2 separate regions of the Homo sapiens genome follow, and region 2 is linked to region 1. Evidence: read pairs that join two places in POLR2A ChIA-PET (ENCODE). Cell type or tissue: PC-9. All regions are shown on one strand. Each heading gives the region's core, and the rest is flanking DNA. Links, peaks and the distances in the headings are about the cores only. Region 1 has its middle 53 kb from the start of LINC02835. Region 2 holds the start of LINC02835 (long intergenic non-protein coding RNA 2835).

Region 1 (5,386 bases), core at 95-5,094:
AAGTATTTTATTTCTCCTTCACTTATGAAGCTTAGTTTGGCTAGATATGAAATTCTGGGTTGAAAATTCTTTTCTTTAAGAATGTTGAATATTGGCCCCCACTCTCTTCTGGCTTGTAGGGTTTCTGCCGAGAGATCCGCTATTAGTCTGATGGGCTTCCCTTTGAGGGTAACCTGACCTTTCTCTCTGGCTGCCCTTAACATTTTTTACTTCATTTCAACTTTGGTGAATCTGACAATTATGTGTCTTGGAGTTGCTCTTCTCGAGGAGTATCTTTGTGGCATTCTCTGTATTTCCTGAATCTGAACGTTGGCCTGCCTTGCTAGATTGGGGAAGTTCTCCTGGATAATGTCCTGCAGAGTGTTTTCCAACTTGATTCCATTCTCCGCATCACTTTCGGGTACACCAATCAGACGTAGATTTGGTCTTTTCACATAGTCCCATATTTCTTGGAGGCTTTGCTCATTTCTTTTTATTCTTTTTTCTCTAAACTTCCCTTCTCGCTTCATTTCATTCATTTCATCTTCCATCGCTGATACCCTTTCTTCCAGTTGATCGCATCGGCTCCTGAGGCTTCTGCATTCTTCATGTACTTCTCGAGCCTTGGTTTTCAGCTCCATCAGCTCCTTTAAGCACTTCTCTGTATTGGTTATTCTAGTTATACATTCTTCTAAATTTTTTTCAAAGTTTTCAACTTCTTTGCCTTTGGTTTGAATGTCCTCCCGTAGCTCAGAGTAATTTGATCATCTGAAGCCTTCTTCTCTCAGCTCGTCAAAGTCATTCTCCATCCAGCTTTGTTCTGTTGCTGGTGAGGAACTGCGTTCCTTTGGAGGAGGAGAGGCGCTCTGCGTTTTAGAGTTTCCAGTTTTTCTGTTCTGTTTTTTCCCCATCTTTGTGGTTTTATCTACTTTTGGTCTTTGATGATGGTGATGTACAGATGGGTTTTCGGTGTGGATGTCCTTTCTGTTTGTTAGTTTTCCTTCTAACAAACAGGACTCTCAGCTGCAGGTCTGTTGGAATACCCTGCCGTGTGAGGTGTCAGTGTGCCCCTGCTGGGGGGTGCCTCCCAGTTAGGCTGCTCAGGGGTCAGGGGTCAGGGACCCACTTGAGGAGGCAGTCTGCCCGTTCTCAGATCTCCAGCTGCATGCTGGGAGAACCACTGCTCTCTTCAAAGCTGTCAGACAGGGACATTTAAGTCTGCAGAGGTTACTGCTGTCTTTTTGTTTGTCTGTGCCCTGCCCCCAGAGGTGGAGCCTACAGAGGCAGGCAGGCCTCCTTGAGCTGTGGTGGGCTCCACCCAGTTTGAGCTTTCTGGCTGCTTTGTTTACCTAAGCTAGCCTGGGCAATGGCGGGCGCCCCTCCCCCAGCCTGGCTGCTGCCTTGCAGTTTGATCTCAGACTGCTGTGCTAGCAATCAGCGAGATTCCGTGGGCGTAGGACCCTCCGAGCCAGGTGTGGGATATAGTCTCGTGGTGCGCCGTTTTTTAAGCCGGTCTGAAAAGCCCAATATTCGGGTGGGAGTGACCCGATTTTCCAGGTGCGTCTGTCACCCCTTTCTTTGACTCGGAAAGGGAACTCCCTGACCCCTTGCGCTTCCCAGGTGAGGCAATGCCTCACCCTGCTTCAGCTCGCGCACGGTGTGCGCACCCACTGTCCTGTGCCCACTGTCTGGCACTCCCTAGTGAGATGAACCCGGTACCTCAGATGGAAATGCAGAAATCACCCGTCTTCCGCGTCGCTCACGCTGGGAGCTGTAGACCGGAGCTGTTCCTATTCGGCCATCTTGGCTCCTCCAAGCCATTGTATTTTTATGTTTACTTGGTTTGAAAACCTGAATGAAACAATAGCAATAATTTAATTATACAAATCTATTTCTGATTCATATTACCTATTAATAACCACATGCTTTCTTAAACAAAAGAAATAAAAGGAAGAAAAGGGAGACAGAGAGACAGACAATGCAAGAGAGCAGGGATGGGGAAGGCAAGAGAAGGAGAAGCTACAAATAGCTTATACTAGAGCAAAGAAGGAAATGAAGAAGCTACATGAATATTGGGTTTCTTTAGCAAACCTAGGCATCTAAATAGTAAATTATTAAAAGGTGCTGTTTAAACATTCACTGAATGACAAAATGATAAATATTGCTGGATTTGAGTAAGGTAGTAGAACATTAGAGAGTTGGGAACATGGTCATTTGAGTAGATGGATGCAGGGAAAACAAAGCTGTTTAAGAGATCTGTGTTCTGTATATTTTCTCCTTTTTTTTCTTTTCTATTTTCCTGCCTATTGTGGACATGTGACTGCATTCTTAATTTCAAATTTCTGACTAAATTTTTAGAAAATGTTGTTTATAATAGAAAAGTTTGTTTCATTTGCTTATAGAAATAAACCTCCAAAACATATACATTGTTGCTGCTATGCTAATCATGTACATAAAGTATTGAATAATGTATAAAGCATTTATTTCACTATATTACTGGATGTTCATAAAATAGACTTTAGCCTTTTTCCTACTATTAATTGTTTTGCAGTAAAAAGCATTTAGAAATTGTTGGTAATATATATTAGATTAATTCAAAGTCCCTTACATTCATCACTTCATTCAAATTTTCCTTAGTTCTTTCATGAACATGTAAATATTTTCTTCATCATTATAGTGATAATTTATGGGAAATGGTATTAATTTTCCTCAAATGGTATAAAGAGGGTTACTGCATAGTTAAACTATACTGATTTCTTTCCTGGATATATCCTAATGACTATGCTTGCTTCTTATACTGGTTGAATCTCAAGGCTATTTTTTAAAAATCTATTCTAAACAATGGCTACTTTTAAAATGTATTCACTCAACAAGTATTTATAGGGCAGCTAATTTTTCCTTTAGGCATAGTGTTATATAATTGAGATGCAATGATAAGCACAAGTATTACTTGGTGCCCCTCTGGACACTGTAATCCAGAAGGATAGATAGATAATTAACTATGTGATTACAGCACAGTCTGACAAATGTAAATACTGTAATTCCTGTTACCAAATTGCCATCTTAATTTTTAGTCTGTTTTACTTGTGCATAATACAATACAATCTAAATTATCCCCCTTCTTCTTCAATGATGACCTCTTAATCAACTTGTTCTCTCATTGAACAAACACCTGTATGTCAGTTATTCATCCAGATGTAAAAATAATAGCAATAAGAAAAACAGATACAATAATTGTTCTTAGATTACATTTTCCTAGTGGAAACAGACAATAAGCACAAAAACAAAAATATAAATGAATTGAGATAATGAGTTCTGTTATGATAAAGCAAAATTTTAAAAAGTCATGCAGAGAGAGGATGAAAGGTGATATCTGAGCAGAAATTCAATGAAATAAGGAGTATCATGGAAATATCTGGAGGATGAGTTCTCCAAGAAGAGAGAACGGAAAGTGAAAGAAACTTGCATGCTTTAGATACAGTAACAAGACCAAGCCATGTAACTATGATTAAGTAAAAGAGACATATATATTTATTTGTTTCAAGATATAGTCTAACTAGAGTTATTTTAGACATGTTTAAAAGTTGGATTTTAGAAAAGGAAACTGCTATAAAGTTTGAGAGCAGATTAACAGTTTCCAATTTAATTTTTTAAAGATAATTCTGGTCACTTTATAAAATATTTGCATAGAGAAATAAAAACAGAAGCAAGAAAATCAGTTAAGCGGTAGTTTATGCAATAGAAATGGATGTGATGAGAAATGGTCAAATTTGGGATACATTTTGAATATAGAGCCCATATATCTTGTAAAAAATTTTTATGGGATTTAGATACAGAAACGAGTATTGACTTCTAGAGTTTCTGCCTGAGCAACTGAATAAATAGTTGTTCCTTTTATGGAAATGGAAAAGAATAAGTGAGGAGCAGGTTTTGTAGCACAAAACCTCACAAATTGGACCTGTCAAATTCATGATGCCTTTTAGACATCCAAATGAAGCTATCAGGAAGGCAGTCAAATATGTGTCAGCAGCTGAAAGCACGTTCATTCTGAAGGCAGAAGTTTTGCCGATATTAGCATGGGTGATATAAAAATTATTTACAGTTATAAAACTGGGTGTGGATTGAGCTGAGCATAGATTGGGTATGGATAAAGACGAGCATAAATGAGACCCAGAATACCCAGAATTATCAGTCTACTCTAGAGGCTAAGTGAACAAAACGTTTCAGGAAAGAAAACTTGGTAATTTTAGAGGCTAAGATGACTAAGAACTGAGTAATGCATTTGTTAGTCAACACTGGTCAACACTGTTAATGAACTTAACAGAAGAAGAATAATTGAAGTAGTTTAAGGAAAGCGTATGAGTTGAGAAACAGAGCAGTTATGGTAAAAAACAATTTTTAAAAATTTTTCTGCATAATGATGTAGACAATGGAGTGGTAACTGGAGTGAGTTGAGGGATCCAAGAATGGTCATTTTAGGATGGAGGATATGACCATGTATTTGTATGCTGATGAGAATGACCTAATAGAGAGGATAGCATTGATGATATTGTGGAGACAAGAGTTTATTTCTTGGAGGAAAACAAGATCCTTAAATAGATGTGGGGAATGATAGGGTGGCTGGACTAGATAAATGCAATGATTGCTAGGCAATGCTACGAGCTCACTTTAAATTTGTGAGACTGAATATGAAGTGATTCAATTTGGGCTGACTTTAATTACATTTTGAAGGTTATTCAGTTACTTACGATAGGAGTTATAGTATAAGCCTGGGTGTTAGTGGCAGAGATAGAGTAGAGGTAAAGTCGTTGACAACGATGAAAAAAAATAATTTAAAAGAAAAAGGAACTGGAGGAATCATTTGCTTGGGCCATTCCAGAAACCAACCGATTCATTGGCTAAACTCTACACAGATTCTACTTCCAGTCATTGGCCTGGGAAACAGGCTAATATCAGTATAGAGGAAGGGACCCCTTTTGAATTGATCTGCCCATGGGAAATGCCTTTATTTAAGTTCACACACAGAGAGGGACATTTTAAAATAATTTGAAAAAATATACTCTGTGCTAGTGGGCCCTGGTTTGAAATTACAAAACCTGTAGGTTAGGTTATTAAAGTTCCAATGATTGATGACTGCCAGGAAGGTAGGTACATGACCACAACACAAAAAAGTGCCATAGTCCTCCTGTATTCATGGTTTTACTTTCCATGGTTTTAGTTACCCACAGTCAACTGAGGTCTGAAAATATTAAGTGGAAAATTCTAGAAATAATTGTTTTAAATTTCATGCTGTTCTAAGTATCATAAAGTGATAAAATGTGCTGTACCACTTTATACTAGCATGTCAGTCATCCCTTAGTCAAGTGTATCCATGCTGTCTATGCTACCTGTTGCTGAGTCATTTAGT
Region 2 (5,386 bases), core at 145-5,144, 53 kb before region 1:
TAAAGAGAGACAGATAATATATACATACATATGTACAGAGAGTGTGAGAGAGATTTATTATAAAGAATGGACTCATGCAATTATGGAGGATGAGAAGCCCCATGTTCTGCAATTAGTGCACTGGAGACCCTGGAGGGCCAATAATGTATTCCCAATGTGAGTTTGAAGGCCTAAGAACCAGGAGGGTTGATGGTATCAGTTCTAGTCTGAGAACCAATGTTTTAGTTCAAGTCCAAAGACAGGAAAAATCTCTTGTTCTTGCTCAAGCAATCAGACAGAAAAAATACCCTCTTACTCATACGAGGTCAGCATTTTTGTTCCATTTTGTGCCTTATCTGATAACCTGAGGTTTACTTACATCAGAGAGGGCAATATGCTTTACTTAGTCTAACAATTAAAATATTAATTTCATGCAAAAGCACCCTCACAGACACACTGAAATAATGTTTGACCAAATGGGCACCCATAGTCCAGACAAGTTGAATCATAAAATTCATCATCACAGGCATCTTTTCTTCTAATCCACTACTAGAAATGCTCTTCGATAAATGCTTTACTCACAGAAGGTCTCTTTATTCCAATACTGCAGTGTTTTATCTCTGTGAAAAAACTACATTTCAGTTTAAGAACATTATTAAACTGTGGGTTTATGTTTAAATGTCAACCTTGAAATACATTGCATTTCAAAAGATCAATAGAGTTTTAATTTATTTTTGATAAATGTCTTTCATTGAAAGAAAAATAAGAAACTGTCAATGATCTGTTCTCATGTAGTTATTAATGTAGTAATTTTTTAATTGTTGTAGAGACTTAAGGAAGGAACACTTTCTCAGTCAGTATCACATTTTTGGATTAGTGTGTGTGTTTCCAAATTCTCGACAATCAATCCTGATCATTTTTTTTCTTAATGGCTAGATTGTTGAGCCATGGTTTATTTATTTACCTGAGCCACACAAAATCAGATATTCTAAACTTAAATGATGTATTACATACATTTATAAAATTGTCTTTCTAATTATTTTATTATCTGAAAAAATATAACTTTGTTTTCTCTTTGTGTGTAGCTGTGTGCTCGTGTGTGAGTGTGTGTGTGTGTGTGTGTGTAGAAGGGGAGTAATTTATGTGCTTAGAGAGATTTGTTGTTGTTGTTTTTTAATGTTTTTAGCTAAACAATACTGTTGTCTGACTTCAGTCTTTTTCAAGAGCAAAGAAATGTCAATCCATGAATCCAGAGAGATAGAGTTCAGGGACTTGTTTCTTCTGATAAACCTGCAGTTGACTCTCATGGTGTATTTGGAATAAATGGGTCAGATTAGTGAAATGTCATTTTTGTTGTTTCTATTTTGCAGTTTATAAACTTGGAATGCTCCAGAAGTTTAAGAGCCAAGAACAATGCTGGCATGATCATAAGGTCAATTACATCTTAACATTTGCCAAAAATAGAGTAGTGGCCTCAAAATAGTTTCATTTCAGAGAAAGGGATATAAAAAGAGTGGGTACCAATAATTATATAAAAGTATTATACTAATCTAAACCATGATCATCTGATGTCCCATTTCTATGGCTCCTGAGTTTTTCTCCAACTTGAATAAGCCTGAATCTAGTGACATATGCATTCTATGTGTTAACTAAATATCAAGGATCAATAACACTGGGTTTCCACTGAAGAGCCTTTAGGGCTACTAAGAATTTAAAGGTGAAACAGAGTCTGCCAGCACTCCTGCTCCAAACAGAAACATGTGCTGTCTTAACTATTTTAAATTCTGGGATTTGACCTCAACATTTTATTATGCAACCCTATTATACTGTCTAAAAATAATATTTTCAAGCCAGTGACTCTCCAGCAAGTCTGTGTAACTACCACCACCACCATCATCAAGGTTAATTACAATATTTCCCAAGACTCTTCCAAAATCTTTACATATATTATACATTTGTGGCAAAGGTTAAATGTATATATGAGGAAAATAATACATTAACTGAAAAGTATATAAACATTATATCTAATGCTATCCAAAAAGGTTGCTCTAGAAATCTAAAAATTACTTTACTTTGGCTCAACTTACTTTATTTCCAACCAGATTAACAAGACTTATGACTCCATTAACACTGAATCGAAAATGATTCACTGTGGTGACCTTTCTAAGCTGAAAAGAGGACTATAGCATCTTGAATAGTCAACGCCTATATTGTAATTTAAAGGCTAAACAATACGTAAACTAGATTTTAAAGTGTAAATGCCATCCTTACCGTGTCACTTTTTCAGTTGGAAACCTCTGCGGCTGGTGGTGCCTTTGCCTGAGTTTTACACGGGCCCGCTGGCCTCTTCTGCTCACTCGCCCCAGCAGGCTGTATTTGGCTCATAATACTGACCTGGATCCCACACCTGCCAAGGGCGAGCCTGGTGAGGAGTAGCAAGGGGTGTGTTAATAAGCATGGGGTCTGGCCACTGCACACAGCCATGCGTGCTTGCTGCCACTGGGCAGGCAGCTCCAGGCGCCAGCACAGGCGTGGGTTCCGTGTGAGACTGGCTGGACCAGGCGTTACCACAAATGGCTTCCACTGCAGGCACTGGGAAATACGATGGCACCCGGAAGCTTGGAGACACCAGAAACTGCGGAGCCCCAAAGAGGGTGTCACAGCCCTGGCTCAGGAGTCTCTAGGTCTGGGATTCCTGAAGGGCCACAGCAGTTCGTTTCTCCTCGTCGCCCACAAAGTGGCGAGCGGTGGGCATGTTTCAGCCCTGTTTGTGTTACCGCTCTTTCAGTCCCACCATTCACTGGGTCCCAGGGTCTTGTTCCACGACAAGAATGAGGTACACGGACAAGTGGAGGGTGAGCAAGGCAGAGAGGAGCTTCATTGACAGAACGGCTGCAGAGGACCGGAAGTGGACAGCTCCTTTCCGCAGGCGGGTTGTCCCAATGAGTGTCCACCTCAGCAGAGAGGAGACCCGTAGTGGGTGGTTCCGCTCACATGCAAGTTGTCGTGATGAGTGCAGCTCTCAGTGGAGCGGAGAACCAGAATGGGTAGCTCCTTTCCACAGGCAAGTCATCCTGATGTCTATGTGAGTTTGGCTGGTTTCGGGGATTTTACGGTCTCAGAAGGGAGAAAGTACGTGCTGATTCATCCATGGGCAGCCATGGGCAGGCTGGTAAAAAGCACCATGAGTTCCCACTCCACCTGGATCTGACAGCCCGGCCACCAGGCTTCAGGCCGTCTCTACCTTGAAGGTGGGGCTTCACGTGGGACTAATCCCTTTCCACCCAGGAACCTGTTTGCCTCCCGCCATCAACATGCAGTCCACAGTGCCCAGGCTGTTCTTACCAAGCAGTGGCCTTTGCCAAGCTGACTTCAGCCCCTCCTCAGCCTCCATCCCATGTTCGTCGGTGCCCGAAGTCCAGAGGGGGCTGAGGTGGCAGAAGGCTGGCATTTCAGTGTCACCCTGAGCGTGCGCACACACACCCGGTCTGGTTGCAACAGCACCCAGGCTTTGCCACAACTTTGATCCTCACCAGAGTGGGCGCCAGGAGTGGGGTGAGGTCAGGCAATGGGAGCAGGAACTTTCAAGCCTGCGGTGGCAAGGAGCTTCCTGGGCCCCTGACAATACAGGGATGCTCGGATCTGAAGCTACAGCTGGGCAGCTGTAGCTGCGCCCAAGACCACAGGGCTCCCACTCTGCCAGCTCTGTAGGGGGATGGGCTCCTGCCTGTTCCCAGTTCCTACCGCCCTGAGGAGTGTGTCACCCGGGCCGCACTTCCTCCCCTGCAGCTGGCGTCTTTGCAGTGGCTGTTCCAGACCAGCTACCATTGCCATCAAAAACATGTGGTTGAGTATGAAAGAAAGCAGAGATTAAGAAGATGGATTATTTTCTGGTCTTATTCTTTTCAATACACAGTTGACCCTAGAGCAATGCTGGTGTTATGGGTGCTGACTTCCATGCAGCTGAAAATCTGAGCATAACCACTGACTGCTTAAAAAGTTAAATAGTAGAAGCCCACTGCTGACTGGAAGCCTCACCCATATCACAAAGATTCAATTAACACCTACTGTATTCTAACAATAAAGTAAGCTAGAGACAAAAAAACGTTATTAAGAAACTCAGAAGGAAGAAAAAACATATTTACTATTCATTAAGTGAAAGAGGGACATCCTTTCTGTCTTCAGGTTGAGTAAGCTGAGGAGAAGGAGGAAGAAGAAGGGGGGTTGGTTTTTCTGTCTCAGGGGTGGCAACGGCAAAAGAAAACTTACTTATAATTGGACTCATGCAGTTCACACTTAGCTGTTGAAGTGCTGACTGCATTTTACAATATTAATAATTATACTTGATTATAAAATTTTAGAGGTAAGATATACTACCAACTGAAAATGTAGTTATAATTACAGAATAACCATATTAGTAACTGTTGCTTCATTTTTGACCATGTAAGATGTGAAAAATATGCACTACTGAGGAAAAGGCAGAACAAATTTTAGTAATTGATTTCCCTAAGAATTCCTAAATGGTGATGAACATGAACTGTGATGGTTTCCACCTTTAATGTGGGTGGGCACTATCCAGCCTGCTGGGGGTCTGGAGAAAAAAAACAAACCTGTCTATCTGTTAGAACTGAGATGCACTCTTTTTCTGCTGTCCTTGGACAGCAACTCCAGACTCCATGGCCTTTTTATTCTTTTTTTTTTTTTTTCTTGAGACAGAGTCTCGCCCTGTCGCCCAGACTGGAGTGCAATGGCGTAATCTCGGCTCACTGCAATCTCCATCTCCCTGATTTAAATGATTGTCCTGGCTCAGCCTCCTGAGTAGTTGGGATTACAGGCACCTGCCACCATGCCTAGCTAATTTTTATATTTTTAGTAGAAACGGGGCTTCACCATGTTGGCCAGGCTGGCCTTGAACCCCTGACCTCGTGATCTGCCCACCTCGGCCTCCCAAAGTGCTGGGATTCCAGGAGTGAATCATCATGCCCGGCCTTGCCTTTATATTCCAAGACTTACACAAGTACCAAGTCTCTCCTGGATGTTCACACCTTTGGCTTTGGACTGAGAGTTACATCTTCAACTTCTTTCGTTCTGAGGACTTTGGACTTGGACTGAGCTACACTACCAGCATCTCATCCTCCACCTTGCAGGAAATCTGTTGCAGGTCTTCTCAACCACCATAATCAGGTGAGCCAATCCCTCTAGTAAATTCCCTCTCATTTATGTATGTATGTATGCGTGCATGTATGTATGTATGTATGCGTGCATTTATGTATGTATGCATCTATCTATCTACCTACCTATCTATCTGTTATTAATTCCATCTCTCTAGAGATCCCTGACCAATACATGGACAAAATGTGACTTCAACTGAAAGCCAAAAATAGCAAATGGAGTTTGATATGCCACC

What was found. ChIA-PET counts read pairs that join two places held together with the same protein. Peaks named below come from ENCODE experiments on the same cell type or tissue, not always from the same donor. Only the 100,000 strongest peaks of a DNase experiment are listed, where the experiment ranks them.
Region 2: POLR2A ChIA-PET joins it to region 1 with 5 read pairs; 1 of 35 experiments calls an interaction of 5 or more read pairs at or near these places.

The regions. Positions count from the first base shown.
Region 1 is chr4:65,292,469-65,297,854 of GRCh38, forward strand. No RefSeq gene overlaps it. Among named protein-coding and RNA genes, the nearest start is that of LINC02835, 53 kb to the left of the region's middle. In PC-9, for the core only: no CTCF peak of the experiment used is centred there; no DNase peak of the experiment used is centred there; H3K4me3 peaks cover 1,140 bases.
Region 2 is chr4:65,238,932-65,244,317 of GRCh38, forward strand. It overlaps LINC02835 (long intergenic non-protein coding RNA 2835), which reads right to left and starts at 2,889. Exons shown (of 3, transcript XR_002959796.2): 1 at 2,251-2,889. LOC124900852 (a long non-coding RNA gene) reads left to right here and starts at 2,970. Exons shown (of 2, transcript XR_007058452.1): 1 at 2,970-5,163. RefSeq lists an enhancer at 2,264-3,141. In PC-9, for the core only: no CTCF peak of the experiment used is centred there; a DNase peak (open chromatin) is centred at 2,900; H3K4me3 peaks cover 2,758 bases; H3K27ac peaks cover 1,999 bases.